Regions from separate parts of the Homo sapiens genome. Here region 1 is linked to region 2. The links are chromatin loops, found by intact Hi-C in ENCODE. Cell type or tissue: heart right ventricle. All regions are shown on one strand. Each heading gives the region's core, and the rest is flanking DNA. Links, peaks and the distances in the headings are about the cores only.

Region 1 (2,927 bases), core at 325-2,824, 50 kb after region 2:
ATACAGATACAGCTACTAGCTGTATCTGCCATGGGTTGGTTCCAAAGAGGGTGTGAGTGATGGAGTTACTGACCTTGTAAAGATAAGGAAACTCAAGCTCAAAGAGGTTAAATGAAATATATAAGGTCACATATTGAGAAGATAAACCAGAACTCCAGGTCCCCTAACTTCTGATATAGTGGTTTTTATCCTGTATCATATTGCCTCTCCTCTCTATTTATTCAATAAAAAATACAAAATCCTTTTCATGTAATAGATAATAAAAACCAAACCAATTAGAAATTAACTGGGAATAAACACCTCAGATGGTTTTATGGGCATTATAGGATTTATAATCCTATAATAAGGACATACATGGAAGTATGTTAAAAGATTTAAAATGAAGCCCACAACCTATAGATTTTATCATTGTGAGCAATGAATGATCTCTGACTCAGACTGCTTTCTGACATTCTTACTTCATGTAGAGTTTTTCCATATGACAATTCTTCTTTAGAGTTTATCCATGATGACTCAGGGTACCTAGATGGTATGAAGGAGCCTTCAATTTAAGGAGTAGGAGGAAAATGAGGGGGCCTACTGAATCATTAGCAGCCTACTCAGTTCTGAAACTCAGCAAATCCTTTTGGAAGCCATTTTAAAGTCAGCTTTAGGAGACAAATTCTGGCTAAAGCCTTAAAGACTGGTCCTTAAGAGCTGAACTATATGCAACTAAATCAACACGTTATTTCTAAAAGAGACACAACCAAAAGGCTTTAGCAAAATCTGATCTTCTTTTTGTTGAATAAATGTCAGTGATGAATTTTTAAAAATGTCTGCTCTCAATGAAGTTACAGATCTGCTCAAAGTTTAAGAGCCCCTCCTCAAAATTCATCCTAGTTCCTTTGGAGAACAGACAGGGCTAGTTCAGAAACTGAATCATCCTATTTTAAATGAAAGTAACAGTAAAGCAGTAAGTATATTTAAAAAGCTTTTTGATACATAAGGTATGTCTATAGGACCGGTTTCTAATTAGAAGCAGCCGCTACTTTACAAAAGATACGTATTTAACACATTTTCTCATGAATGATAAACTTAGTTTTGTAATTTGGATGTTTTGATCCTTTGATGGTAAATTTAAAGAATGACAGTGAGAACAATTCAAAGAAAAATCCATCATGCTAACTGTAGTCTAAATTAAAGCCAATCAGCTTTTAGTGCTTCCAGTACATGCAGTTCATTAAATCTGAAATAAACCCAGAGGAACATGAAATACTACGGATAGTATCTGCCAAGAACCAGGAATTCAACATTAAAGTTTTGAAAAACCAACAAAGCACTTTCAATTGTTTTCACTTATTGTTAAAAAATAAAATTAAACTGTGCCTTCTAAAGATTAAGCCAAATGATATGTTGAGCACTACAATGAGTTACTAGAAAAATATCAGGGCCAGTCACTTCATAATTCATTCTTGTGGAAGGAAGAAGTTATAACCTTCTTTACCACATTACTTATCTTTTTATCTTTTCCTCTTGACTGTCAAAGAGATGCTCAACAGAAGTACAGTTTTCCCCTAAGGTCATATATGGTTAGTATTACAGTAATGATGAGGTCCCCAATTGTTTGACATTTTTAGAAAAGACAACAAACATCAAGAGCTGAAAATAGTTTTTGAAATTCCACTAGGCTGTTAATTTTACTATCAAACTTTGCTAGTTTAGGTATGTAGGTTCTGGATGGATGCAGGATTAACTCAATGAGTTTGAGTTTAAACTCAAACTGTTTCCTACTGTTTCCTACATTATTGAGTTAAAAAAGTATTGCATCCTACAGGTCATGTAGTTATCTCTTAGTGTCTGATGAGAGATCTCCACCAAGGCACACACCAGAAATAGGCAAGGAAAGTTTAAAAAGATTAAGTATGGCACAAATAGGAAAAGTATTGTACTTGCCATCCACAGGTTACTACTTTATAACCTTAATTCATTCCAAGTCTACTTTATAAGTATAAAAATGGCAGACAAACATAGAAAACGCTGTTGAAGAGCAATAGGCATGACTAAAGCTGGCAAAGGATGATAAAGAGAGCTATTGGCAGAGTAATGAATAGATGAAAGTGAGACAGGCAGGAAATTACAAGTATCTTGCAATGCACAAGCTGAGAAGAATAACCTTGAACCTGTTGCTGTAAAAATCTACAAAGCTTAATAGATTGAATTTTCAAATAATCTCTCAATTATTGTTACTCATTATTATTTCCAAAATTAAGTATAGATTTTATCATGGTCATAAGGTTTAAGTCAACATGAAATGTAAGATGCACTTTTGCAAAGCAATAACTTCTCTTCAAATGCAAGGTGTATTATTACTTCTATTCTCTACTTAATTTACACATCTGAGCCTTAGCTCATTAGGTCATAGACACTTAAGCACATCCAAGTTCAGAGAATTATCCATACTTATATTTACTATTTTGTGAGATCCAATTTCTTCCTTTCCTTCCTTCTCTTGCTGCCTTCCCTCTCTTTCTCTTCCGTCAGAAGTTATTCATTTATTCCACAAAAATGGAAATGAAAAACAGATTCATGATCTTACCAGCAAATCAACAGCCTGAATGAAAGCTTTCTAAAATAAGTTACACTTCAGTATGGTCATCATCATAGAAGTTCAAAGATCTTTATGAAAAACCACTGCCACTTTTTTTTTTTAGATGAATCAAAGGTTTTAAAAGACTTTCAGAGTTAATGGAAAGCCCAGGAATTAAATATGGGCTCAGTTGTTCCATGTTAACAAACTAGTGTTTAAAATACGTTAAATAATCTAGTCTAGCAGCTCAGCCCTGATAGTATGTGCAGTATATGGTAAGAGAGTCTGGCTATCTATACATACACATGCATACATACATCTACACACACTAAAGGGACAAAAACTCTGAGTGAATTAAAGA
Region 2 (2,927 bases), core at 182-2,681:
ATTAAAATCAGCTCTTGCTTTCCAATTTAAGTTGTCAACAGGCCTCTGTGTTTGAGGTTTCCCCAGGAGTCCCACAGGACAAGGAGAGAGAAAAAGGCTTATCACAACTGTCAGTCTAGACTCTTCCTACTTTACTTCTCCACTCAAGAGTGGAGTTCCTCTCCTATCCAGTGATCTTAAGGTTGCTAGAAAATTAAAAATAGTTCTTCAACACATGAAGGATGAAGGCTCCAGTTCTAATCTGCTCAAATATTCAATGAATATTTAACTGCAGGCTGACTGTATGCAAGACATCTTATTTCTCATAATCTCCTCAGGTCTCCTGTAAGTATTTTATTCTCTTGGACAGACCTCCGTTTAAGAGAGGGAGACCCTTACTCTATTGACAAGCCCCCCTAGCCTTTAAGAAGCAGAATAACAGCTGATAGTTTAACTTCCAATCATACAGGTACCAATCATGCTACTAATTTAAAATACCAAAAAAGAGATTTTGGTAATGGCTAATGGAAAGCTGTCATGGGTCAATATATAATTAAATTCCAATACAAATACCAAAAAAAAAAAAAGAATTTTGGTATCTTAAATTATCAGATAATTTTGCTCTGAGCTGTTTTTCTAATCAGATTGATTGTGATGTATTGCATTATTCACACTCTTTTATCTATTCATTCCAGTATATATTAGCCCCAATATATATGTGCAAGATTGCTGGTCATAGGATAGTTTTTCTTCAGGAGAAAATAATTGGTCAACAAAGGGGATCAAAATTTAGATTTATTAACATAATAACTAACTCAAACCCCACTTCAAAAAGAACTGATGATCTGGCATTCCATTAAAAACCCAGCATTATCTTCTTGGCACCCATATTAGTTTGCTTAGACACAACACCAGAAAACAAAAAGCAAATGTTGGCATTTCAGAAATGCTGTGTTAGCTGGAAATGAACCATGCAAACAGAAGCACATAAAGAACCTTAAGAGTCAATGTGTTTTTTCCAGCCAGGAAAATAGTGTCACTACATAAGATTCCCTTTTGTTTAATTATACCTAGTTCTCTAAATAAAGCCTTTTATCACCTTTCCACATAAAGGGAAACTTTAAAGAAACAAAGTGACAAAATAGATGTTTTTGAAATATTTTCACTCAGTGAGGTATGAGCTTCTTGTTGCAAACCCTCTCTAGTAGATGCTGGGTCCTGTGGTTACAGATGTACTTACAAGCCAAGGATATCTGGAAATCCAGGTTAATCAGCAGTCCAAAATGTCAGTCATAACAAACAACAATAATGACAAAGGTCAAATTAATGTAATATTCTCAGAGTAAAAGTGTGTATTTCTCCTTGTTATGTCAATTATTTTGCTCATGTTGCTCCTATTTTGTAGGACATTTCATTGGTCAGCAGGCTTAACTCATCGTAATGAGGGAATGAATGAAAAGGTGAAGATCAACTTTCTATTTTAATTCCCATTATGACAAAACATTTTTGCAGATCAAAAAGATGTTTGAACTAGTGTCACAGATCAACACAGAATTACATTCCAATGCAAGCTAATAGGAACAAATTCCTTGGAATTTGTTGTTAGAGAATTTGATATGTTGGGTCATTGCTCTGTACTCTGTCCTCCAAACTATATATCCTTTCAAAAGTGTTTCAGCTACAGATAATTTGGATTATCCTTTCCATTAGCCATTGAATGATTAAAAAGCTCCTTAGACTGAGGATAACTTTAAAATACATTTAAGATGCTCCAGCTGGGTACAGTGGCTCACGCCTGTAATCCCAGCACTTTGGGAGGCCGAGTTGGGTGGATCACCTGAGGTCAGGAGTTTGAGACCAGCCTGACCAACATGGAGAAGCCCTGTCTCTACTAAAAATACAAAATTAGCCTGGCATGGTGGCACATGCATGTAATCCCAGCTACTTGGGAGGCTGAGGCAGGAGAATTGTTTGAACCCGGGAGACAGAGATTGTGGTGAGCTGAGATTGCGCCACTGCACTCCAGCCCGGGCAACCAGAGCAAAACTTCATCTCAAAAAAAAAAAAAAAAGCTCCGATTTTGTTTTATTTCAAAGAGCCCACTGAGCTCCCAAAATGAAGAGGCTGTAAATTTGTTAGTCTGAGACCATCTACTGTTGCAAGTCTAATTCCATACATAGGGCCACCACCAAAGACCCAAGGAACTAAAATAGGGTAGAAGAAGTATTAATTCATTGATGCCAAAGGGTTGAATTACTTTGTTCCCATAGAATGGTAGGTAATGAGATTCATGACCACAGAGCCAAGGAGTTAAAAATAAAAGTATGTTACAAAATGATAGGAAATGCTGGCTTCAGTACAACTGAGTCCTCTCCGAAGGGCAAACTGCTTATCTTGATATTTTCTAACTCCCCTCACTCAGTCCCTAGTTTATTTACAGTGAATAACTGCCCATTGTTACCTACTTTGATAAAGGAACATTTAAGGACTGGTATCTGAGGCCAGACTGGATTAAGGCTTGGACCCATGCCTTGTCTGAAGAATTCCTTGTATTTGTGAAATTCCACCCAGACAACATTTTCAATGGTCCTTTTGTATTTAAAGAGGAATTAAAACACTTTGGTAAATAAATACGGCTATATTTGAAATCAGTAGCAATAATGAAACCATAAAAGCAGCTGCAAAGAAACTCTTGATTGTTAACTCTCAAACTTTAAAAGTCCTATAGCATATACCAAAGCAGAATAACATTCTTTTAATGCTTCTCTGCAAAAGGTTACATCCCAAGAGTCATATCTTTGACTTTAATTTCATCATAACAAGTATCACTTCACAGTTGTATTACCTTTGCAACAAGATACCAACTTTGCATAGTATACTTGATTCAGGGATTCCTGTCACAGTTGAGTTCTTTGAATAAAATCAATGAAAAATAGAATCAACATTTG

What was found. Hi-C counts contacts between places; a loop is a spot of excess contacts. Peaks named below come from ENCODE experiments on the same cell type or tissue, not always from the same donor. Only the 100,000 strongest peaks of a DNase experiment are listed, where the experiment ranks them.
Region 1: it touches region 2 in a loop (1.8-fold over the local background); 7 of 110 quality-filtered maps call a loop at or near these places.

What each region holds. Positions count from the first base shown.
Region 1 is chr2:64,133,518-64,136,444 of GRCh38, forward strand. All of the region lies in intron 1 of PELI1 (pellino E3 ubiquitin protein ligase 1), which reads right to left. Among named protein-coding and RNA genes, the nearest start is that of PELI1, 9.4 kb to the right of the region's middle. In heart right ventricle, for the core only: no CTCF peak of the experiment used is centred there; no DNase peak of the experiment used is centred there; H3K27ac peaks cover 1,115 bases.
Region 2 is chr2:64,083,634-64,086,560 of GRCh38, forward strand. No RefSeq gene overlaps it. Among named protein-coding and RNA genes, the nearest start is that of PELI1, 59 kb to the right of the region's middle. In heart right ventricle, for the core only: no CTCF peak of the experiment used is centred there; no DNase peak of the experiment used is centred there.